Linked DNA regions of Homo sapiens: all the other regions are linked to region 5. A link is a contact called in ENCODE Hi-C or POLR2A ChIA-PET data. All regions are on one chromosome and are shown on one strand. The core of a region is the stretch at or near the end of the contact, and the rest is flanking DNA. Distances in the headings are between cores, read along the strand shown.

Evidence for each region. Hi-C counts contacts between places; a loop is a spot of excess contacts on that map. ChIA-PET counts read pairs that join two places held with the same protein, here RNA polymerase II (POLR2A). Pooled maps may share reads with other maps.
Region 1: a loop to region 5 is called in a map of ovary, with 17 times the contacts of the local background. The contact joins the promoter of PTRH2 here to the promoter of SEPTIN4-AS1 in region 5. A Hi-C loop is called at or near these places in 4 of 168 maps with a recorded cell type or tissue (cardiac septum, naive thymus-derived CD4-positive, alpha-beta T cell, ovary and 1 more), 4 of 37 single-sample maps with no recorded cell type and 15 of 50 pooled maps.
Region 2: a map with no recorded cell type shows a loop between it and region 5 (6-fold over the local background). The contact joins the enhancer-like site here to the promoter of SEPTIN4-AS1 in region 5. A Hi-C loop is called at or near these places in 2 of 37 single-sample maps with no recorded cell type and 4 of 50 pooled maps. POLR2A ChIA-PET finds 5 or more read pairs at or near these places in 1 of 52 experiments (activated CD4-positive, alpha-beta T cell).
Region 3: a loop to region 5 is called in a map of CD8-positive, alpha-beta T cell, with 18 times the contacts of the local background. The contact joins the promoter of CLTC here to the promoter of SEPTIN4-AS1 in region 5. A Hi-C loop is called at or near these places in 7 of 168 maps with a recorded cell type or tissue (CD4-positive, alpha-beta T cell, CD4-positive, alpha-beta memory T cell, CD8-positive, alpha-beta T cell and 2 more), 4 of 37 single-sample maps with no recorded cell type and 17 of 50 pooled maps. POLR2A ChIA-PET finds 5 or more read pairs at or near these places in 2 of 52 experiments (CD8-positive, alpha-beta memory T cell and Caco-2).
Region 4: a map of B cell shows a loop between it and region 5 (16-fold over the local background). The contact joins the promoter of MSI2 here to the promoter of SEPTIN4-AS1 in region 5. A Hi-C loop is called at or near these places in 4 of 168 maps with a recorded cell type or tissue (B cell, CD8-positive, alpha-beta T cell and naive thymus-derived CD4-positive, alpha-beta T cell), 2 of 37 single-sample maps with no recorded cell type and 11 of 50 pooled maps.
Region 6: a loop to region 5 is called in a map of ascending aorta, with 9 times the contacts of the local background. The contact joins the promoter of USP32 here to the promoter of SEPTIN4-AS1 in region 5. A Hi-C loop is called at or near these places in 4 of 168 maps with a recorded cell type or tissue (CD4-positive, alpha-beta T cell, ascending aorta, naive thymus-derived CD4-positive, alpha-beta T cell and 1 more) and 14 of 50 pooled maps.

The regions. Positions count from the first base shown.
Region 1 is chr17:59,706,089-59,710,011 of GRCh38, forward strand. PTRH2 (peptidyl-tRNA hydrolase 2) reads right to left here and starts at 1,342. Exons shown (of 2, transcript NM_016077.5): 1 at 1,283-1,342. It overlaps VMP1 (vacuole membrane protein 1), which reads left to right and starts at 1,566. Exons shown (of 12, transcript NM_030938.5): 1 at 1,566-1,660. RefSeq lists enhancers at 1,156-1,811, 1,612-1,671.
Region 2 is chr17:57,355,311-57,358,848 of GRCh38, forward strand. The region is part of intron 5 of MSI2 (musashi RNA binding protein 2); the gene reads left to right. Among named protein-coding and RNA genes, the nearest start is that of MSI2, 100 kb to the left of the region's middle. Within about 2 kb of position 2,146, at least 23 of the 41 ENCODE cell types and tissues checked have a DNase peak (open chromatin) inside an H3K27ac peak, as active enhancers do.
Region 3 is chr17:59,617,618-59,621,275 of GRCh38, forward strand. CLTC (clathrin heavy chain) reads left to right here and starts at 2,278. Exons shown (of 32, transcript NM_004859.4): 1 at 2,278-2,556. The coding sequence starts at 2,515. RefSeq lists enhancers at 712-1,524, 1,362-1,411, 1,422-1,541, 1,992-2,341, 2,071-2,365.
Region 4 is chr17:57,255,273-57,258,984 of GRCh38, forward strand. It overlaps MSI2 (musashi RNA binding protein 2), which reads left to right and starts at 1,251. Exons shown (of 14, transcript NM_138962.4): 1 at 1,251-1,532; 2 at 1,826-1,866; 3 at 2,194-2,275; 4 at 2,998-3,082. The coding sequence starts at 1,471. It overlaps LOC101927510 (a long non-coding RNA gene), which reads right to left and starts at 1,724. Exons shown (of 3, transcript XR_007065860.1): 1 at 1,670-1,724. RefSeq lists a silencer at 806-1,435 and an enhancer at 3,414-3,503.
Region 5 is chr17:58,517,499-58,521,480 of GRCh38, forward strand. SEPTIN4-AS1 (SEPTIN4 antisense RNA 1) reads left to right here and starts at 2,339. Exons shown (of 5, transcript NR_110810.1): 1 at 2,339-2,479. SEPTIN4 (septin 4) reads right to left here. Exons shown (of 14, transcript NM_001368771.2): 11 at 3,756-3,852; 12 at 3,500-3,662; 13 at 3,245-3,344; 14 at 2,758-2,987. The coding sequence ends at 2,928. It also overlaps a transcript of MTMR4 not described here. RefSeq lists enhancers at 898-1,643, 991-1,090.
Region 6 is chr17:60,390,581-60,394,298 of GRCh38, forward strand. USP32 (ubiquitin specific peptidase 32) reads right to left here and starts at 1,553. Exons shown (of 34, transcript NM_032582.4): 1 at 1,302-1,553. The coding sequence starts at 1,359. RefSeq lists an enhancer at 1,268-2,109 and silencers at 1,284-1,343, 1,374-1,593, 1,704-2,023.

The DNA.
Region 1 (3,923 bases), core at 92-2,591, 1.2 Mb after region 5:
TCTAACTCCTCTAAAACAACATGTCTGTCTCTTTTTCTGTACACTTACGACAAGCGTATCAATAAGCCTAGTGCCTAAGACTAAGGTAAAACAAATAACCATTCTTTGTCTCATAAATAATTCTGGGCAATGACAGCAGAACAAAATAAGTACATCCTATAAAATCTTCTTCTTGGTGCCTTCTAATTCCCCTGCCTCAGTAAACCCATTTCAGTAGTGCTCTTGATCCCATTACCTCCTTCTGCACCATGCTCCACCCGTTAATCTTTTTTTAAGAGACAGGGTCTCACTATGTGGCCCCCTATGTGGCCCAGGCTGTTCTCAAACTCCTGGGCTCAAGCAATCCTCCTGTCTCAGCCTCCCAAAGTGTTGGATTACAGGCTGAGCCACCGCGCCGGGTCTGCAGTTTACAACCGAAAAAAACAAACAAACCTTTCCCAAATCTTCTCTGACCCTTAAGCCACTGCCCCACTTTCCCTGTATAACATATTCCCAGAGTCTAGTATGGTGCCTGGGGTATGTCAGTAAGGATTAATACCTCTCTAGTTAATCTCTTTGTGTGAAAAAGGGGGGAAATTTTTTCTTTCTTTTTTTTTTTTTTCTGAGACGAAGTCTCACTCTGTCGCCCAGGCTGGAGAGCAATGGAGCGATATCGGCTCACTGCAACCTCCGCCTCCCGAGTTCAAGTCATTCTCCTGCCTCAGCCTCCCGAGTAGCTGGGATTACAGGCACGCGCCACCACGCCGGCTAATTTTTGTATTTTTAGTATAGATGGGTTTTCGCCATGTTGGCCAGGATGGTCTCGAACTTCTGACCTCAGGTGATCCGCCCACATCAGCCTCCCAAAGTGCTGGGATTACAGGCGTCAGCCACCGCGCCCGGCCCCAAATTTTCGACTATATTCTTAGAAACCAATTCTTTCCACGCAGAGCTCGACAGCTCGAAACGCTGGGGATATTCATAAGTGCCCAGCTGAGGGTATGAGGCCTGCTCGCTATTTTATCAATTTCGGAGAGAGCGCATCGATACTGCCTGCCTGGAGGCTTTGCTGGGAACTAGAAATTCTGAGTCTTCCCCTCCCCAGCAGCCTGTTCCTTTCCTCCAAAGGACGGTTCGCAGAACAGGAACAGAGGGCTCAGCGGCCCCTGGGCGGAAGACAGTTTATAAAGGAGAAAATGAAGAAGGTGGGTAATGCAACGAGGTGAAAAGAAACGTTCCTACTGGCGAGAAAATGAATAATGATATTGGTCTCCTTCGCCCTGTAAGGAGCCAACCAACCTACCTACAGTACCTCCTTTCCTCACTCGCGCCTTCCCTTCTTCTGGGCAGCGAACACGTTTCTATCGCGTGAGCTACCTCTTCCGGGGTTCCTGGGTGACAAGTTCCGGATCAAGAATCACAAAGCGAGCAGTCATTCTTCCTCTTGCCACACCCACAGGGCCCGCACTAAGAGCCTAACTGAAATCCCGCGAGGATCAACCGAGCTCGCCGAAAGGAGGGAGGAACGTATCCCTTCTGGAGGCTGTCTCAGGGGGCAGAGGGACCGGACCGGAAGTGACGTGAGCGGGTTCCGGTTGTCTGGAGCCCAGCGGCGGGTGTGAGAGTCCGTAAGGAGCAGCTTCCAGGATCCTGAGATCCGGAGCAGCCGGGGTCGGAGCGGGTAGGTAAACTAACTCAGGGAATTGGGGACCGAAGCCTGAGGCTGTCCTCAGAGCTTGGCGTCTTCCGGAGCTCTCCCACTTAGGCATTGCGGATCTGGGGCACTGTGATTCCGACTTCCAGCAGTGTTTTAGGACGCTGCTGACTGGATGTCTCACCCTGGATGTCTCACGCTGGCGGTAGCCAGGTTATTTGGGACACCTTCTCATGGTTGGTCACCCGGACATTGAACCCAGACACCGGGCTGTTCGTTCTCCTCTCCGCGTACTTGGAAGCCTTGCTAGGCTTCTTTAGAGAACCTCTTAGTCCCGGGATGTCCAGGACCTTGGAGTAAGTGGAGAAGGTCTTCCCTGCTGATGACTGAGCTATTTCTCAGGATCTGTCAGTTTGGTTTTTGCTCTCCCGAACCTCTGGCGCATGATGCTAGATGTATTCGCTCCTAAACGAAATCCAGGCGTGCAAGTGCCATCTAAAGCTCTGGTGGTACAGGGTAGCCAAGGGAATGGGCCTTCGCTCCGCAGAGCCCTTGGAGAGGAACTTCTCAGATTTTTCACTGCTTTAATGAAAAAGAGTTGTCTGCCTTTCCAAACCCCTGAACCCCGACCTCTATATCTTATTACAGTGGAGGTATTTGCAGTAAAACGTGAAGGTCGACTTAATCTCTAAAATTCCAGAAACCATATGTGGCCCTGTGTCACACTGCTAGATTACTTATGACCTCCAGAAGATTTTACACAATCATCTTTTATTTACCTGCAACTCCATGTAAAAATCTAATAATACACGTAGACTGGCCACTGTTGATGTGTTTTGGCAGCATCGCTCCTTATCCTAATGTTAACGTCTTTCATTTCTACTTTGGGGCTTGTCAGAGATTTTTGTGGACAGATTACATTGATCATTTGAAGAAGCTTGTACAAGTGTTTCTGGTGTTGTCATGATAGAATTTAATATTCCAGTTGCTACTACCTAGTAATTGTATTGTCATTAGCTCTGATTTTAGTTGTGTATTCTTAGCATAGATGATGAAAGGAAGAAACTTACTTACTAGGCATCATTGTATGCATTGTAGCTTATGTTTTTACTGTGGAAGAGGGATGGTGGTACCTAGACAAATGTGACTGATTTGTGTAGGTATGAAGTGACTCTCTCGAGTAGAAATTTTATATTTTACTACTTTGCCTACATTATCTTAAGGCACTGAAGGTTACTTTTTTCCTTTGAGGGATATATCCTACTTGATTACAATTGATTAATACAGTTTAATTTCTATGAGTCACATTCCAGAAGAAAATATACATAGAACCATGATGCCTTTTACCAGTTTACCTATAGCTAGTTAAATCAGTTTGTCAGTTTACATATTTTTCTTATTTTGAGTTTGAAAATTTGTTCACGCTTGGCTTTGAAACAAGGTGACAAAATTTGAGATATGGAATTATGATAGATGTATCATTAGTTTAACATTCGGTAAATTTGCTTCTTGATTATATAACTGCCAAATCTGATCTTATCTTCTTTATGTTCAATTGAAGGACTGATTATCCAGTTTTTCTCACTTTTCCAACTTCTCGCTTTTGGCTTGAATCACCACTTTTTAGGATTTTGGTAACTATTAAACTTTAAATCAGAAGACCTGGATTGAAGTCTGGGCTCCAACACTTGTTAAGTAATGGCTGATAGGTTACCTAACATTCTGAGCTGGTCTAGATTGTGTTGATAAAAATTCTGCTCACTTTCTTTCATACAACTGTCACAAAGATTAAATGAGCTAGTAAACATGAAATTATTAAATATGAAAATATGGTATCACTTTACTCTTAGAACTGGAGATATGTCAGTGTAGAATACTGTTACTTTGCATCATTATCTGAAAATATTATCACATACTTTTCTGAGATGATCTTTGCCCCACCTTTGAAAGTTAGCAAAGAATAGTTTGATACCGTGATCCATTGAATTAGTCACCATGGTTAATAAATAGGTTCCTGGAAAATGAGTATAGTTTTGCATTCGGGAGTTTAAATCTGATCCTTTTTGGTCGTCATGTATTGTCACTTCAGAACTTCCAAGTGCAGAAAAAGCTGAAGTTTTTTGCCTACGTATAGTTAACTAAAGAGTAGAAGTAGTCCTATCTTACTTACATTAAATAAGAAACCTTATTATTGGGCCGGGCGCGGTGGTTCACGCTTGTAATCCCAGCACTTTGGGAGGCCGAGTTGGGCGGATCACGAGGTCAGGCGATCGAGACAATCCTGGCTAAT
Region 2 (3,538 bases), core at 896-3,395, 1.2 Mb before region 5:
TGCATATCACTGTCAGGAAAGTTCCCTGATTGGCCTTGCTTAGGTCACAGGTCCAGCCCTTGGACCAGTCTGTGATGGATAGTCCCTTGGAACTGGGTAGGTTCCCTGAAGACAGGGGTGCTGAACAGACACAACAGTGTATGTCCAGCTTTGGTCTGTCCTCTTTGGTCTCCCTTATTTTTCTCTTCCTTTTCTGCCTCAGACCTTTCTGTTAGGGATGCGTGCCAAAACTCAAGTGGAACTGGTGTCTTTACCCTCAAAACACAGACTCCTGAATTATAATCACATGCTGATTTTCGTGGTTACCACTGATCATGACCACATGATTCTTTTGCTCTGAGGGTTGGGCCAAACCCCCTCCCTTGTTCTGGCAATGCTATTTTGAGAGGCCATGGGGGCAGGCAGGGCCTGGCGGGTTCCAGACTCTGGCTCACCTTTTAATAACTTGCTCTGTGACCCTGGATGTGCCATTTAACCTTTCTGAGACTTAGTTTCTGAGCTGGGTGCATCAACTAAGATATCCATCAAATACTTTGGAAGATGTAAAGTGGCATTTAGATGACATAGGCTATGTTTCCCAGGCTAGGACATGGGCTATGTTTCCCAGGCTAGAGTGCGATGGCACAATCTCAGCTCCCTGCAACCTCTGCCTCCCGGGTTCAAGCAATTCTCCCTGCCCCAGCCTCCCAAGTAACTGGGATTACAGGCACCCACCCCCACGCCCAGCTAATTTTTTCTGTTTTTAGTAGAGTTGGGTTTTCGCCACGTTGGCCAGGCTGGTCCCGAACTCCTGACCTCAGGTGATCTGCCCGCCTCAGCCTCCCAAAGTGCTGGGATTACAGGCTTGAGCCACCGTGCCTGGCCAGTCTTTTTTAATCTTTTGCTTAGGAAAGAGAGTGACGGGGAAAGAAAGGTTTAATTCTGGACCTTACTACCCACACATACCAGATCTCCCCTCTTTGCATAACTTCTTTTTTGGCGGGCATGTTTCTTCATTTTTATCTTCTTGATAACTTTGATGCCCTGGTTGGACTCTTAAGCAGATTATCCTTGGGTGGGGACGTCAGCAGGGAGAACCACCCCAGACTAAGACAAGTTGTGTTTTGTCTGTCAGCCAAAAGCACTCTTAGCAATCCGACATAGACATCATTTTAGATGTACAGAGAAGAAAGAACAACACAGTATTGATAAGATTTCAGCAAGATCCCCCCTCCCCCAAAGACGAAAACACACAAAACTTAATGCATTGCTCTGTAATGCCTTGGTTCCTAGTTTCCTAATTAGGCCTGTGGTTTAGCAGAGTGCACCATCTCAATACACAGATGGTTTTTATGTAAAAAAATTTTTTTCAAATGTTAATTTCCAGTGACTGATGTTTTATGCCTAAATCATTTTCCATTGTTTATATTTGATAAGAACTGTATTTGAACTGCTCCTTTATAAGTTGGAGTCTTTTGTAATGGGATTTAACTTACTGGTTTTACAGGTGTATGAAAATGTTAAGCCGTGTATTGTATTTGAGAGTTTGAAAATTCTTCGTTGCAGCTAATTTAAGAAAAAAAAAATTAAACAGGTGATTAGCAGCTGCTTTCGGTTTTGAATGTCCTCGCTTTGGGGTTTTGTGTTTGCTTATTCGTGTGCAAATTGGTGTGGTTATTTTGGACCGGTTGAGACGCTCCAACATTGCACCTCCCAGGCCAGCTGCCCAGGGCCCATTCAGTAGACCCTTCCCCGCTTCTCGGGGCTGATTTGTTCTCATCTTGTGTGCTCGAGAGCTTGCTCTCTCCTTAATGATTCAGGCCTTCCTGAGAAAACAAAGCAGCTCTGGCCCCGTTTCTCCTTGAGGACAGCCTTGTTCACTGCCACAAAGACCCTGCTTTCTCCCCAAGCAGAGGAACTGCCTCTCGGGGCAGCCAAGAACCACAGACCCAGGCGGCTGCAGCTCCTACTTCTGAACTTCTGGTCTCCCGAGTGACAGCTTCTGCATGGTCTTAAGCTCCAGGACCCCCAAGGCCACCCAGAGTCAGAGTCCACCGCCGGTGGGAAAAACAACATTAGGAAGTGGGTGGTGTGGTGTAGAAGGGGCTGCTTAGAGCTTCTGGCCTTCGGAGCTGGATCCAGCCACTTGAGCTTCATTCGGCAGCACACAGACACCTCCCCTCCCTCCTGCTCTGCCCCAGACCTTGTGCTTTCTTGGCACCGCTGGGTCGTGCCTGCTCAGACCTGGTCAGTGTGCTTGCCAGGGCGAGGAGAGCTTTGCATAGGCCGCTGCTGCTTACTTATTAACGATGACGCTGGTGGGAGCTGCGCCACCAGCTCCCTATCCAGGCCTTTGTGGTTGCATCCTGTTCACATAAAGGTGAAATCATGACCTGCCCGACTTGATTTTTCAGTTGAGGGGCTTTTGTGTATGTGTCGTTCTTGATCCAGTAAGAGGATTGTGCTTTCATTCACAAAGATTTGATCAGTAAATAGGAAGAGAAAATACTCAAGGGAGAAATGCTTAGTGTTCCGATTAATACATTAATCTTTTTTTTTGATGAGCTGAAGGTGCTCTGTTGTTTCTCTTGACTGAGTCTTTGCCCTTACCTTTGACCTTAGTGACTTGATCATCCAGCCAGGATCTCTGTACAGCCCCATCTCCTTTCTGAGGTCTTGTGGTCACACACATGCTTTCCTGCTTCTGTCTTGAATGATACTCAGTGAACCCCACAGCTTTGGGGGCTGCTATTTGAGGCACCACACTTGGCAGGCTTGGCTCCCACGGGGAGTTGCAAAGCTTGCAGTTATAGACCTTGGCAACTATTTGCCCTTAAAGAAAAGCATCAGTGAAAAGTTGAGGGCAGAGGGAAGAAGAGAAAGATCTTCGTGGGTTTTTCTGTGTGTGTGGGGGGGTGTGTGTGTGTGTGTGTGTGTGTTTATGGACAGCATTTGTACCTGTAAAACCAGAATGACTCCTTCAGGCATTTTTTCTCCTGGGTGGTTGCATTCATGGGCTGAAGCTGGCTCTTCTGAAGATTGCAATGATATTTAAGGTTAAGGGCTTGCCAGGTAACACCTTGAATGACTCAAGGCTCTGAGGCCAGGCTGCGTCCATTTGAAGGAAGGAAGCATCTTTTTCTGATTCATGCAAAGGCATCTTATGGACTAATGGTCATCCTAGAAAGTCATCACTAGTACAAGGATCTTTTGGAAAAGTGAGATTGGAGAAGGTTGAGTATGAAAGTGATGTATTAGAAAGGTGAATATGGGATGTGAGATCCTAGTCATTAGCGTTTGGAGGGGGCCTTGGAGGTTTGTTAGATCAAAGCTTTCATTGTGCAAATGAAATGGCCCAGTGAGGTTAAAAGAGGGAAGGTCACACAAATTCCATGAAAACCATAAGTACAAGGTTTGAGGAAAATAATTTTAGGACAAATAAAAGAAGTGCTGATTTTCATTGCACTTCTAACAGTTTTATAGAAGTGTCTGTACCTAAAGTGTTGTACATGTTAAAATGTAAATATGGTCAAGAAGATTGTAGGTGAAATCGAAGATG
Region 3 (3,658 bases), core at 1,028-3,527, 1.1 Mb after region 5:
CCCATTAAAAAAAAAAAAAAACTCTTATTACCCTACTCAAATTATTCATCTTTAAAAAGGCATAGGGTTTTTTTTTAATGTTTATCATCTTGACTTTTTTTTTCTCTTGAAAATTTTTGGATTAATTTGAAGATCATTTCAAAATGACCCAGGATATCACGATCTATTTTTCCTCTTCCTAAATTATTTCTCAAAACAGTGTAATTTCTATGTGTGATGACGTAGCAGTCACTAACAACCTCAGCGCACTTTTTGGTTAGATATTCCACTCCAAATAGCTAAAATCAACTGCTTTTGGGATTCTAAATGTACTTAAAGTTACAGGGTCTGTATGAAAATGCCAGACACTAATTAAATTTTGGTGGCCCATTCATGATACGGCTCTTTTATCTCCGGATTCTGAGATTGAAAAGGTGACTTGATCAAGCTATTGAATTACTGTAATAAAACAATTACTCCCTTAGAATTTTAATTTAGAATTTGTCTACTTCCAAAAAGGGTTTAAAGCAGTTATTACTAGACTGGCATTAGGTTATTTCAAATGTTGCGGAACAGAGGATCTTCGTGTATTTAGCTTAACAATACAAAAAGAAATTTTGCAAGCATAAATATTCACTCTTACAACATGGTGGCAAGGCTTTTCTTTGCAGAACAATCTTTGCCCTCTTACCTGCCAGACTCTTCTCTCATGCTCAGTATGTGAGACAGTTAAGTAAAGGGAAAAACACTAAAAGCAACTAAAATGATTGGCAAACTTCTCACTGTAACCTAAACTGCTTAGCATACAAAACTATCGTCTACCCAATAGGGTTTTATGTCCTTTAACTGAAAAGGACACTAAAAATAATTATTGTGGACTTGAGCTTTTCTCTTTCGGCGGGGCGGGGGGTGGGGGGGGAGAATCACCTCTCTTACAAAGATAAAAGGCACAGAACTAACGTCTTTCATCCTTTATTGTATTGGTGCGATTATGAAATATTATTATGGCTTATACTTTAGCAAGAAAGTACCAGAAAGGTTATTATTAATCGACAATGAATGCCGTTGATACCTTCATGCTCTTTGAAGACAGGATGCTCCGGCTTTGAAGCGCTACATTTCTACATTGCTAACCTACAGGAACCTATGTTGAGGTGGTCCCACCGAAATACACGGCTAATAGTTCATCTCTTTCCTCCAGGAACCTTCAGGTTTTTTTTTGTTTGTTTTTTTTTTGAGACGGAGTCTCGCTCTGTCGCCCAGGTTGGAGTGCAGTGGCGCGATGGAACCTTCGGGTTTTACTAAGCATCCTTACCCTAATTATCTAAATCTTTGAGACGTAAATTATTTGATGTGGCTAAAAATCCTCCTGCTAGAATTTAGGTCCAATCCTTTAATGTTCGGATACTCAAATTCTTTAACGAAACTGATCACTGAGCTAGGCCGACACAAGTCCGCCAAAATGTCCGCAGAAACGTTAAGAAAAGCTGTCATAAGGCCAGCTTGAAAGACATCATAAAAGGCCTTCGCTGTCCTTTGAGTTAATTATCTAACACCCGAAGAGAGTGCCAGTTCTAGTTAGAATCCGCGCGTCAGGTTCTCCAACAGTCAGAAGGGCTTGTGTGAGGGCAGGGAAGATTTTAAACCCCGTTTCAGGCCCCCTCCCTAGGCTGTAGGAAACCACCCACTCTGAAGCCCGGCGGGGGAGGAGTGCTGCAGCCAGCTGCCGAGGGAGCGCTCTGCGGCGAGGCCGTTTCCCTGAGTCACGGAGAGGGCGGGAGGCTGCGCCCGTCTGCCCCCGCCACGTCCTCCTGTGAGGGGCTCAGTCGAAACAGGCAGCGGTCGCAGGGAAACGAAGCGGCACCCGTCATGCCTCAAGGTGGCCCAAAAGCCTCTTCACTCCCAGGAGACGCCGCATTTCCTTAAAACGAGCTCTCCATTTCTGGCAGCAATCAGCCGACCCTTCCCCATCAGTATCACGTGCACCTGGAAGTACGTGGGTGGGACCTAAAGCGCCCACGGAAGTGACGTCGGTCGCCCCGAGTCGCATGATGTGGCAAAATGAAAAAAAAAAAGTGGGGGGAGAAAGAGAAGACTGGCGAAAGTGATGAGTCTAAAAAAGTAGTCCCTCCGGTTCCTCTGTTTCCCCCCATGTGGCGTCAGGAAGCGAGGCACCGGGCGCACTGCGCCCCGAATTCCTGCGCCCGCCGCGCGCGGCGCTCCGTGGAGGGGTACATAAGGCGGAGGGGGTGAGGCGACTGGGCGGAGTTCTGTCGCCGGGATCCTTCCGCTGGGCTCAGCCGTTTCCGGAGTCTGCGCTGCGCCCGGTTCCGCCATTGCGGCTCTCCTGGCCCCTGGAGCCTCCGCCCCCGACCCGAGCTCTTTCGTCTGCCTGCCAGTTTCCTGCGTCCCCGGAGAGGATCCTGCTGAGCCCAGCCTCCCCCCTCCCCTTCTCCTCCTCTCCCTTGGAGAGCCCGGGCAGCCACTGCCCCGCAGCCCCAGTGACAGGAGGAGACCATAACCCCCGACAGCGCCATGGCCCAGATTCTGCCAATTCGTTTTCAGGAGCATCTCCAGGTGCGGCCGGGCCCGGGCTGGTGAGGGCTGTGGAGAAGGTGGTAGGAAGGATGGAAGACGCTGGAGTCTGGGCCCGAGCAGTATCGGAGCTGGAGGGGCGGGGGGGTTGTCGGTGATTGGGGTAGGTGGAGGAGGGGGCACTATCTTGGAAAGCTTAAAATATTAAATGATGTGGGGCTTGGATGGAAAGGACAGGAGTTGGGGTGCAAAGAGCTGCAAGGACCAGGCCTGGATCCAAAGGCCTCTCGATCTTGCTTCCTGGATGGCCAGAACTGCGCGTACAAACTCTCTCCCCATTTTATTCATTTCATTCATTTGGGTAGGGGAGTGGGAGGGGGATTCTCCCTTGTTTCTACCAGAGCAAGGATTCTTATCCCCTGGGCCAGTGCGGGGCTGTCACCTTCCATTGCTCTCCTCTTTCCCTCATCGTGTCTGCACCCAGGAGTTGTGGGGCGGGTGGGTTGGGGAGGAGCAACCTTTTTTTTCCCTCCCTCTGCGGCTCTCAACTGAGAAAGGCACCTTCTCCGGTGGTGGGGGTTGGGGGTGGTGGTGAGGCGGTGGCTTTTCTCTTGCCTTCCCTGAGGCAGTAGGGACAGAAGGTCACTGAAAGAACGGAACGAGGGTAGAATGGGAGAACGCATTTCTTAGAGCTATGTCAATCTCAGAGTGTGTGCGGTCAAACTCCCTAAGGAAACTCGCCTCCCCTTCCCCCTTTTTTTATTTCTCTGGGGATGTTGTGGCTCTTAACCCCTCTTTGGTTCTGGAAGGTAGGAAAGAGTGATACAGAGGTTATCTTTTAGTCTTCTCGAGTAGTAGCAGGTAGTTTTGAATATCTTCTTCAGGATCGCATGGAATTGAACAGAGCCCTGGGGACAGCACAGCTGCTCTGAGACCTGCAGGGCTATTTGGTCTGTGACTGGCTTCCCTTTAGTAAGTTCTAGAGTTCTTCCCCATGGTTCCTTATCCTGGAGGCAACATATTGTTATCTGGCAACATGCCAGTGGCGGGCCTAGGCAGGTGACCATTGGAAGGCTTCACTGAATTAAACCTCTTCAGAGCTTTTGATTTTCCTGTGTCACCAATCCTGTTTTTTACTGTAGCT
Region 4 (3,712 bases), core at 1-2,500, 1.3 Mb before region 5:
GAAACTTTCATGCGATGCCTTTGGAAGGCTACAGACATTGTCTTTTTGGAGTTTTCAGTGCATGAAGGTATGAAACCGCATTTATTAAGCACCTACTGTATGCCAGAACCCGTGCTGCACAATACTACTGCTGCTAAGGTGGGAGTGATTCTGAAGCCTTCTGCCACCCTAGCTACCTCTGCAGGTCGTGAGGGGTCTTGGGCTATTTCAGTATCATGCACTTTACTATCCTGGCATACAAAGGCTGGGTGAGAAATAAAATATATAACGAACGGATTACACAGGGGTTTCCTGAAATAACCACCCTTCCCATCCATCCCAGAGACACCCCAAAAGTACTTCTCGTTATATACAAACATTTGCTTTGAACCTCAATCATGTGACCTTGACTCCTATAACCTATCTTATTACATTTTTAAAACACTGTATGATTAACGCGGAAACCCTTTCTTCGGCACTTTCTCGCCACTGGAATCGCGTCAGTTTCTCAAAGTTCCAAAATAACCTTTCCCGGGCACGGATTGGTACCTCTACTGGGGAAGGGCGGGGAACCGCGCAAGACGTGCCGGTGTGGAGCCAGAGCCAGAGAGAACTTCCAGCGCAAAAGGAAAATAAAACTTGTGGCTGGTGTTTGTGCAGGAGGGTCTCCGCCATCCTGAAGCCCCCCGATCCTGGGGCGTCTCGGGGGCCGCCAAAGGAGCGCCAGGGTGTGGGTTTGCTCCCGACGTCCTTGACCTAAATTTCTGAGCGGTGGCTGGAAACAGGGCACAGCGGAGGGCGGGCGGCTGGTGCCATTCCCGGATCTCGGCGGCAGGGGCCGGCAAACTTGAATGGAGAGGGCGAACTAGAGAGGGTGGGGGGCGTCTTCTCCCAGGTCCGGGTGAGGAGCCGCAGCAAGCTCCCCGCGCCTCCCCTCCCCCGATCCACCCGCCCCCCGCAGCCCATGTGATCCAGGGAAGTCGGGGTGCGCTCCCCCTCGCCCTGCGCCCTGCCGGCCCGGAGGCGGGGTCCCCTCCGCCCGCGGGGTTCGCGCGCCACCCTTGTGGGTCCGGCCGTGGGGGGCCGAGTGTGCGCGCGCGGGCAGGCGGGGGCCGCACGGGGGTGCGTGACGTCACCGGCATTGGTTACACGACGTTCTAGAACTCCGCCCCACGTGCGCCGGGGAGGAGGGGGAGGAGGAGGAGGAGATGGGGGTGGGGAGGAGGAGGGGGAGAGGTGGGGATGGGCCGGGGGGGCGGGGACGGGGGGGTGTGCGAGGCAGCGGGGCTGAGCTAAGCCGAGCCCACGTGTGACGGCTCTCGCCGCTGCCCCGGCTCCGCCGCTCGCAGAGAGATTCGGAGGAGCCCGGGCGGGGGGGAGGAGGAGGGGGAGGAGGGAGCGGAGATCTCGGGGCTCGGAGCCGGCCGCCGCTCCGCTCCGATCGCTGTGGGGCTTGGTTTTTTGGGGGTGGGGGGGCGGGGGGGCTCAGATATGGAGGCAAATGGGAGCCAAGGCACCTCGGGCAGCGCCAACGACTCCCAGCACGACCCCGGGTAAGTTTCCAGCCGCTGCCCACCGCGCCGCCTTGGGCTCGCTCTCCTTGCAGCGGCGGGGACGGCGGTGCGCGGAGCCGGGCATCTCCCGCGCCCCCCCGCCTCTCCCGCGCGCCCCCCCCGTGGAAGTTACACACCTTTGGATTGCATTTCGCCGTCACCTTCTCCCCCACCCCACCTCCCGGCTCTCGCTCGCTCGCTCCCCCCCGCTTTCCTTTTAGCTTTTGTAAGTTACACGTCAAAATGGCCGATCTGACATCGGTGCTCACTTCTGTTATGTTTTCTCCCTCTAGTAAAATGTTTATCGGTGGACTGAGCTGGCAGACCTCACCAGGTAAGGGAGGGAGGGGGGGACGCCTGGGTCCCCCCCTTCTTGGCTTCTTTATTGCTCTTTGTTATCCCGGTGTAGGAGCCCCCCCCCCCCCGCCATTGGCTCCCCACTTCTCCTGTGCAAGGTTATTTTTTTTAAATAGCAAATCCTTTCTGAGCCCTCTATGCGACCTCTGTTGCCGAATTTCCCCCGCGTGTGCAAAAAATGCAAAAACAAAACAGAATAACAACAGAAAACTACTTTTGGATTTTGTCCTTGATCAAAATTTGCATTGCTTTTTTTTTCCACACCTTCTCTCCCCCCCCCATCTCTCTCTTTCTCTCTCTACAGATAGCCTTAGAGACTATTTTAGCAAATTTGGAGAAATTAGAGAATGTATGGTCATGAGAGATCCCACTACGAAACGCTCCAGGTAAACCATTCCCTTCTGGATTTTGTCTTTATTTTAGAACAAAGTTTAAGTTTTATTTTTGGAGGTGTCTTCGGAAGTAGCTAAGCGGATTAGAATGGGGCTCAGGCGCGTGGCTGATCTCGAACGGCGCTCTATACCACCCCCACCGCCCCCTAGTAACCCCAGAGGTTATTGTTAATTGGAGCTGAACTCTGGATACAGAGATACCCATCTCTCTGCTTTTAAGTCATTTTCCCGTCGCTTCTTTTTCTCTGTTTAAAATGACATTCAGCTTCATTTACTTTCGCATAGTTTTTTTTTTTCTTTTGATCTTAATGTGTGTTTCCCCCACACTCCCAGCTCCCCAAACTCTTAAGATCCCTCTTAGAAAGATGGTGGTAAATCTCTTCTAAGTGCCGGGCTTTCTTCGGAATAAAACAAAGCGTTAAGAAAGGGAAGGGGAGGAGGAGAGGAAACTGAGGTGGCCAAAGAGTGGAGGCACCAGCATTTTCCAAGTTACCTCCACCCTCCCTGCCCCCGTTCCACTTCCCCCGTTAACCTTGATGTTTTTTCTTGCGAGGTGGAGGGCTGTAGGCAGGAGGGGAATTGGAGGAGGGGAGTGGGAGGTGGGGGTGCGTGGGGGGCAACTTTTGCTCCTCATTCAGCCTTAGGTCTCACTCCTGGTTGCTTTCAATGGTGTCACATTTTCTTGTTTGTTTTTCTCCCTCTTTGTCTCCTTTCAGAGGCTTCGGTTTCGTCACGTTCGCAGACCCAGCAAGTGTAGATAAAGTATTAGGTCAGCCCCACCATGAGTTAGATTCCAAGACGGTAGGTTGCTTTTTGTTGTTGTTGTTCGCCCCTTTTCAGGAACGATCTGGGCATTGACAGCCCCATTTAAAGGGACAGTGCCTTCTTTTGCTTCTGTGCTAGAACTGGGTAGTTTTAAACTGAGCTAGCGAGTTGGCTCAAAAGTTTGCTGCTGTGGCTGGCTTTGGGGTTTTCTTTTTAGAGCCTGTCCCATTGCAGCTTCAGAGGCTGCCAAGGTTAGGCTTGGGGAGGAGAGGGTTCGGCTCCTGGAGAGTCTGCCTTCCCGGCCTGGGGACTGTGCAGAGAAACTCCACCAGAGAGCAAATGCAACTTTTCTTTGTCAGCCAAGCACAGCACGCGTTACCAACTGTGGCTGTGGGGATCAGCTTTGAGAAGGCACAGCCTGCTTTGTGGCCAAGGGGGACAGCAGTGGGAAGGAGGGGAGAGGGCGCTAATTACAGGTCCAGGCAACAGGTTTCTCTTGGGGCACTTGGGATTTGGAATGTGCTTTGGGAAGGGAAGGGGACGCTGGCGGAGCTGAGCTGGGCATCCACTGGGGTGACTCCAGATGGCATGAAATCTAAGGCTGATAAGGCCTGGGGGTTTCAAAGTGATTTTTTTTTCCTTCCTTTTCTTTCTCAGATCCTTTCA
Region 5 (3,982 bases), core at 1,089-3,588:
CAAGAGGCAAGCCAGAGGTGCTGCCTCACCGCCCACTGGCAGCAGCCCCAGGGAAGGAAGGGAGGGAAGGAGGGACAAGGATCAGGCCTGGGAGGCCCAGGGTTTTCAGACCTAGGGGATCTGGTCCCAGGGGGCGGGCCAGGTTGGCAGGGGAGCCCAGGTGCCCAGGTTCTAGGGGCGGAGCCTAAAGACTGGGAGGCGGAGCCCCAAATGACAGAAGGCGGGACTCAGGAAAGCCGGTGGGGGCCAGGGCGGAGCCGGGCAAGACGCGGTCGTTGCGGTTCCCAGGCTTGCAGTGCAGGGGGCACGGTGACTCACCCAGGCGGCGTCCGCCCGACCCTCTGAGGCCGCGCTCTTGCCACTTCCGTCTCCCGCAGCTGCTGAGGCCGCGCAGTCCCGACCCCACCACAGTGCCCCTCTCCTGAACCAATCATATCTCTAGCCTGTACCCGCCCTGGCCAATGGCCACGCCAAGTCCCGCCCTGCCCCCATCACGCAGCCACCGCCCTCACTCTCGACCCCACTCATTGGTCGAGTCGGGCAAACGCCCTCCCAGCCTTTAGCCAATCGGATGCCTAAAGACGAGACTATACCTGGAGGAAGGAGGCGCGGCGCCGGAGGGGAGACGCGACCAATGGGAAATCACAGCGCGTCCTTGCGGCAGCCAATAGGAGAGCAGTAAAGAGGGGGCTGCTGGCCACTGCTCTGGGGACCGGAAGTGGAGGCGGCTCGTCGCCTACTGGTAGCGCAATTAGAGGCGGGCATTGTAGGTTACATGCCTAAAGCCACTTCCGGTGATGGCCCCGCCCAGGAGGTACTTCTGAAACAGGTCCCCAGTGGCACCTCAGTTTATCCATTCCCGTTTTGGTTTCGCAGCTGTCATCCGGTCCCAACGCCAGAATAGGAGAAAAACCTGCAGGCTAAGAGAGAAGGGAGGGCTGGGCCTGAGGTTCAGTCTTGGTCATCTCCGACTGGCGGCGCTAGGATTTCCCCCTTCCTGTGTCTTGATGGGTTCCTCCAACACTCACTTTGTATCGATAAACGACCCTGCAGTTCTTCACGACCTGCATTGCGCTGGCAGTCCTGAGTGAAGAACTCTCCTCTCATCCCAGAGATGGGAAACCTGGATCTGAGACTGCCAGCTAGCTGCGGCCTCCTAGTCTGTAAAGCGAAGGGAGACCAGGACGCTCCCAAGGACCCGGCTTATCGCCCCTCCCTTTCCTTCCCGGGGACCCAGAACAGACCACAAGACGGAGGGTGGCCGCTGGAGGTCGCCGTGGCCCCGCGATACCACCAACCGACAGAAATGGAGAACAGTTGATTCAGATTCAGCTGATATTCTCAGGTCTGGAGCGGGCCTGAGCGCTTTAATTAGCCCGGGGCTAATGTCCTCACCCATCTTTGTTTATAGAACGTTGAAACTCCAGTACTGTTGGTAAGTTCCAGGAAGACAGGAACTTTGCACTACTTGAACTCCAGGGTCTAGAACAGCCTGCAATCTAGCAGATGCTGTAAATTTTTTAATTAAATACTGAACTCCTGTAGGACGGTGATTGTGTTTTTATTCATTCCCAGCACTTACTATAGTGTTTGGTGATTACAATGGCTGCAGCATTTGTTCAAAGCTCTATCACAGGCTTTCTACAGTGTAGAGCTTAACCTGCCTATCCCTTTTCCCAGATCAGGGGAAACAGAAAGTCAGGAGGTTGCACGCAGTTAATACCTTGTGTTTTCCCAAGGGCAGGTATCAAATACAAAACTGCGTCCGCCGCAGCTGGAATACGCACAGGCATCAAAATGGGGCCTTTTGGGCCGGGCGCGGTGGCTCATGCCTGTAATCCCAGCACCTTGGGGGGCCGAGGCGGGCGGATCTCAAGGTCAGGAGATCGAGGTCATCCTGGCTAACACGGTGAAACCCCGTCTCTACTAAAAATACAAAAAATTAGTCGGGCGTGGTGGCGGGCGCCTGTAGTCCCAGCTACGGAGTCTTGTAGTCCCAGCTACGGAGCTTGCAGTGAGCCGAGATAGCGCCGTTGCACTCCAGCCTGGGCGACAGAGCGAGACTCCGCCTCAAAAAAAAAAAGGGCAGGGGGGACTTTTGGACAGTCCTTTAATATTGGGGAAGTGCCCCAAATTTCTTTTTCTTTTTATTTTTCTTTTTTTTTTTTGAGACGGAGTCTCGCCCTGTCACCCAGGCTGGAGTGCAGTGGCGCCATCTCAGCTCACTTCAAGCTCCGCCTCCCGGGTTCAGCCATTCTCCTGCCTCAGCCTCCCGAGTAGCTGGGACTACAGGCGCCCGCCACCACGCCCGGCTATTTTGTATTTTTAGTAGAGACAGGGTTTCACTTTCTCCTTAGCCAGGAGAAGTGCCCCAAATTTCTAATCCCTTAAGCCAGGACCTTGGTAGCCCTGAGGTGTGATGGGAGACTCTGGACAGAACCACCTGTTGACCTATCCAGGACCCAAATATGCACCACAGGTAGGAATCTTTTTATTACCAAAGGTACTGTATGTGTGAAAGATGGAGAGAGACCCAGACCCCAGATAACAGAGGCATGATAGATATGATCGTCAAGATGGAGAAGCCAGGCTGGATTCTAAGCAGGGACTTAGAAGGGGAAAGGAAGTGGAAAGTTTTCCCCACTCTCCCTTCCCTACTAAAAGCCAGAAACCAACATCTTCTACCATTAGCCTTTCAAAACTGGGTCCCAGGATCTTGATCTCCAGGTCATAAAAATACACACAGGGACACCAGAAGCCACCTACAGATTTATTAAACTTTATTTCCTCTGAGTCTCTGGGCAGTCAGCAGGGATGTAAGGCGAAGTGGCAGTAGCTGAAGGGGCCTGAGCAGAGCTGGTGCTGGGAGGGGCCGGCATGGACAGGAAGAAGAGGAGGAGATTTAAATATCCAGGGCTGAAAGCCAGTTAATAGTTCTCCTTCATCTGTTTTTGTATTTTGTGTAGCATCTCCTGCATCCGCCGCAGCTGGAATAGGCACAGGCATCAAAATGGGGACTTTTGGAGAGTCCTTTAGTATTGGGAAAGTGCCCCAAATTTCTAATCCCTTAAGCCAGAACCTTGGTAGCCGTGAGGTGTGATGGAGACTCTGGACAGAACCACCTATTGACCTATCCAGGACCCAAATATGCACCAGAGCCAGGGATCTTTCTATTACCAAACAAAGAGATACCAACGTTGGTGATCAAACAGGAGACCTCCCCTATACCCCATACTGCTCTCACCTCCTCATCTTTCTCTCGGATAAGCTTCTCAGTTTCTGGATCTGTCCCTGGTGGGACAGCAGGGATGGGGAAGTCGGTACCACTTTCCCGAGTCAGTTTGCTAAAGGGAGAAAAGGGTTGATAAGGCGAGGAGGACCCCAGCACCCGCTTAGATTGAGCCCAGGGCCTATAGAAGAACAAAAGTAGGGCTTGGTCTCACCCAAGGCTAGGCTTGGGATCTCCCCCTGCCAGCTTTGTCCTGGCTTCTGGTCATACTTGCGATTCCGTTCCTTCACCACCAGGCGGGTCATGCTCTGGATGCACTGTGCCCGGTAGTTCTCATAATGTGTCTCCCGTGTCACATCCTTCAGGTCCTGCATGTGGGTACGTACCAGCATTGTCCTCAGCTTCACAAAGTCGCAGTGCCCTGGGTTTTCCACTGCATAGCAAGGCTAGGGGTCAGCCAGAGGCATAGGTAGGGGAGAGCCACTGAGGGCAAGGAGATACCCTGGTCACAGGCTCAGTGCTTTACCTTCCACGATGCCCCAGGGGTAGAGTCGACCCCGAACTCGCCGCCCTCTGGCCTCTACTACAGTGTTGCTGCCAATTACTGCAAATGGGATGCTTTCCTGGAAGAGGTTAGGGGTGCCTGTCAGCACCCTCTGTTCTCACCTCTTTCTTTCCACCTGTATCGTCATCTTCTCTGCTTCATTCTAGGAAGCCAGGGTCCTTTCCCACCCTGATAGCCTGAATATAGAA
Region 6 (3,718 bases), core at 303-2,802, 1.9 Mb after region 5:
GGTAAATCCACCACCACCAATACATCTCAATTCTGTATCTTACTGTCAGGTGATGGTCAACTGAACTTACCCACTTACCCCTCTTCTTCCTATATACGAACAAGAGTTCACTTCTCAAGCCTCATTTTGAATACCCGTCTTTTAATCTAATTACCATTTTATATCCTTAGCTACTAAAACCACCTGGAGCATGGCTGATTTCTTGACTTGGAAACCTGTTAACAATAATGCCTAGCTCCTAATCTTCTTAATGTTTTTTCACTTCTTACCAAGAATATCCATTAAATGTCTAAAAGAAATACAAGCATACACAGATCTACACACACTGAAATCCCAGTCATGAAAAATTAAGACATTCCGGCCATAAACTGTGCAACAAGACACTTCCAGTTAGTGTGTGCTTTAGTGATCATGGACAGCGGTATCAGAGTGAGTGGTAGGGGGTTGGGGCTGCCAACAATATACTGTGCCTCAGAGCCAATAAGCAGCAGGCCGGGACTGGCAGCCAGGCCAGTCTCTAAAGGGAGATTTAACACAATATCTGAATGCTGGACTTCCCAATGCCATTTCATGGAGAGGGATGGAGCGAGAACTGGGCATCAAGTGCAGTCAAAGGCTTTGGTCAACGTCGGAGGAGATGAAACCTAAGACAAGGTCTGGTGCCAACGCCAGCTGTCCAGTCTCATCTCACCTCAAACACAACTTCATTTCAGATCGTTCTTATCAAAGTCAGCCGCTCAAACGGTGAAGGGTGGCAGAAGCGGATGGCCACAGCCCTCAAGAGACAGGCATAGGCTCTGGGAAAAGGCAGGGACTCCCCAGATACGAAGGGGCTTCCAGTAGCAGAGAGGAGCGCTTTGCAGCCGCCTCCTCGTCCCCTTCCAGCTAAGGCTGTTAGGAACGAGGTTAGGATGTTATTTGAGGTTTTTATGAAGGAATGATAGGAGAAAATGGCAATGAAGGATGAGGGGGGCTGGATGGGCTGGAGCCGCCCAAGAAAACGGGGAGAGGACTTCCCTGGACACATCCAGGATCACAACGCCACCAGCGAGCACGGGCACTGCCCTGCCAGCGCCGATCCCCCTCTCTCAGGACAAGCCCCTTTCCAAACGGCCCTAATTCCCAAACGCTGCTTCCCACCCGACCTCTCTCCTCCACCACACTCCCCAAGGCCGGCCGCCTTTCCCTTCCGCCTCAGGCGCCCCACGCCCTCAATCTCCCCTCTCCCTCCCGGTTACCCACCCTCCAGGCTGCCCGTCGCGGGCCTCCCAGGCAGCTCGCCCAGACCCCTCCCCCCTCACCTCTCCTCAGCGCCTCCTCGTAGCTGAGGAATCCGATCCGTGACTCCTTGGCACCCATGCTCCCCTCATCCCCTCGGCGGGGGGTCGGAGCCTGATCTCGCCCCCACCCCCCTCCCGCCTTCTCCTCGGCGTCCCTGGGTGACGGTGACGGTGTCGGCGTCCCCCGCCCCCACCTCCCCCCACACTAACAAGTGCGGCTTCTGCCCCGGCGGCTCCTCCCGGTCGCCGCCACCGCCTCCATGCCGGATCACGTGACTCTTCCGCCCCGCCCCCTTCCCCTGCCTCCTACTCCGCCCTTCTCTCTCCTCTCTCTCCTCCCTCTCCTTCCCTCCTCACGCCCTCTTGCCACTTCCGCCCCCTCCCGCCAGCTCCGCCGAGGGTCACGGGACCCGAGGCCAGACACTGTTCCCGGTAACGGCCGCCCAGGGCCGCACGCTCCGCCCCTCCCCAAGCTAACCGCGCGCAGGAGCGCCGGGGAGGGGGACGCATCTCCGCACGTAACGCATCGTCCCATCTTCCCGCCAATCGCAGCCGCGCGCCCCGCCCGGGCGCCTCCGCTGGCGACGGGGGGTGGTGACTTCCGGGGCGCTTGAGGACGACCCCCCCCGCCCCCGCGCCCACATGTTCTGGCGTTCGGCGGGTGGGGTCCGAGCAGCTGACGGTTAGTGTGGCAGTTGCCGGGACCTAACATGGAAGACCGCAGAATCTTAGGGAATGGGGTTCTGAGGGATGCGGCATATGGCTCAGAAGAGAAAGGAGTGGGTAGGCAGGGAGCTCCCAACCTTAGGGACGTCTTTGACTGGGAGGGCGTTGTGAAAGGAAAGGAGAATCTCAAGGCTTTCCTGTGACAAAAGAATGCTCACACCTAGCGGGAGATCCCTGAGGAAAGTGGACCTTGTTAACGAAGTGGATCTGCCTTTTCGGGTCATCTCGCCTGCCCGGCCCACCTTCTCCTCCTGACCATGCCTCTTGTACACATTCTCTGGAAAGCGCTGTGCAAAAGGCTTATCCTCTCTCCCAGAGTTTCTCCCCGAGAAACATGAGGGCTACAAGGCTTAGCGTGGAGTCGTTTTAATCTGTGGTAAAATATACGTAACAAAATGTACCATTTTCACAATTTCTAAGTGAGTTCAGTGGCGTTAAGAACATTGATATTGTTTTGCATCCATTGCCACGTCCCATTTCCCACCGTTTTTCATCTTGCAAAAGGGAAACTCTGTGCCTATTAAACGGTAACTCCCCAATCCCCCTCCCACTGGTCCGTGGCAACCGCTGTCCTACTATCAATTTCACTACTCTTAAGTATTTCCTCTGAGTGGAACTCTGCAGACTTTCTCTTTTGTGACTGGCTTATTTCACTTGGCATCGTGCCTTCCAGGTTCATGGTGTGGCAGCATGTGACTGACTCTCCCACTCCACCTCTCCATTTCCCAAAGAATGAAAAGCAGGGATGTGAACAGGTATTTGTGCCCCCGTGTTTATAGCAGCATTATTCACGAGAGCCAAAAGGTGAACACAACCTATAGGAAACCATAAATGGAGAAACCAAATGGGGTGTATATGTACAGTGGAATTATTATTTAGTTCCTTGATTTTCAACTCTTATTTAGTTTGCGTCTTCAACCTAAAAGTCACGGAATAAAGCTTCTGGAAAAGGAAGCAATATTGAAAAAGTAACCATTTGGATTAGATTGGACCCAAGGTGCCGGTTAGGTAATTTAGGGCCAGGGAAAGGTTATTAGTTCCTAAAACCAACAGATTCTAATATACCCTGCTAGAGAAAGAAGGTAATATTCTGTGTTTTTCTTTTTTTTTTTTTTGAGACGGAGTTTCACCCCTGTTGCCCAGGCTGGAGTGCAATGGCGCGATCTCGACTCACCGCAACCTCTGCCTCTCTGGTTCAAGCGACTCTCCTGCCTCAGCCTCCCGAGTAGTTGGGATTACAGGCATGCGCCACCATGCCTGGCTAATTTTGTATTTTCAGTAGAGACAGGGTTTCTCCATGTTGGTCAGGCTGTTCTCGAACTCGCAACCTCAGATGATCCGCCCGCCTCAGCCTCCCAGAGTGCTGGGATTACAGGCGTGAGCCACCGCGCCCCACCAATATTTCGTGTTTTTCTACTCACCTTTCCTGGCAAACCAGATCAGCAGCGTGGCATTAGTCACAGCGCTGCCCTTTCCAGTTCACTGTGAGGTGGTTAATTTTAAGACCTCAGATTAGCTGCATTACTGAAAGGCCATGAATCAGGGGGTTGGGAATACATTTCAAAGCCTTTAATTTCCAGGTCATTAGTTCGGTATAGAGAGACATCAGGCAAAACACCTCAGTCATCTTCAGCCTGCAGAGTGCGAGTTCCGAGTTAGATTATCGTAATTAATGGGAAGTGAATTTTATGAAAGGGCCCAGCTGTGAGGGA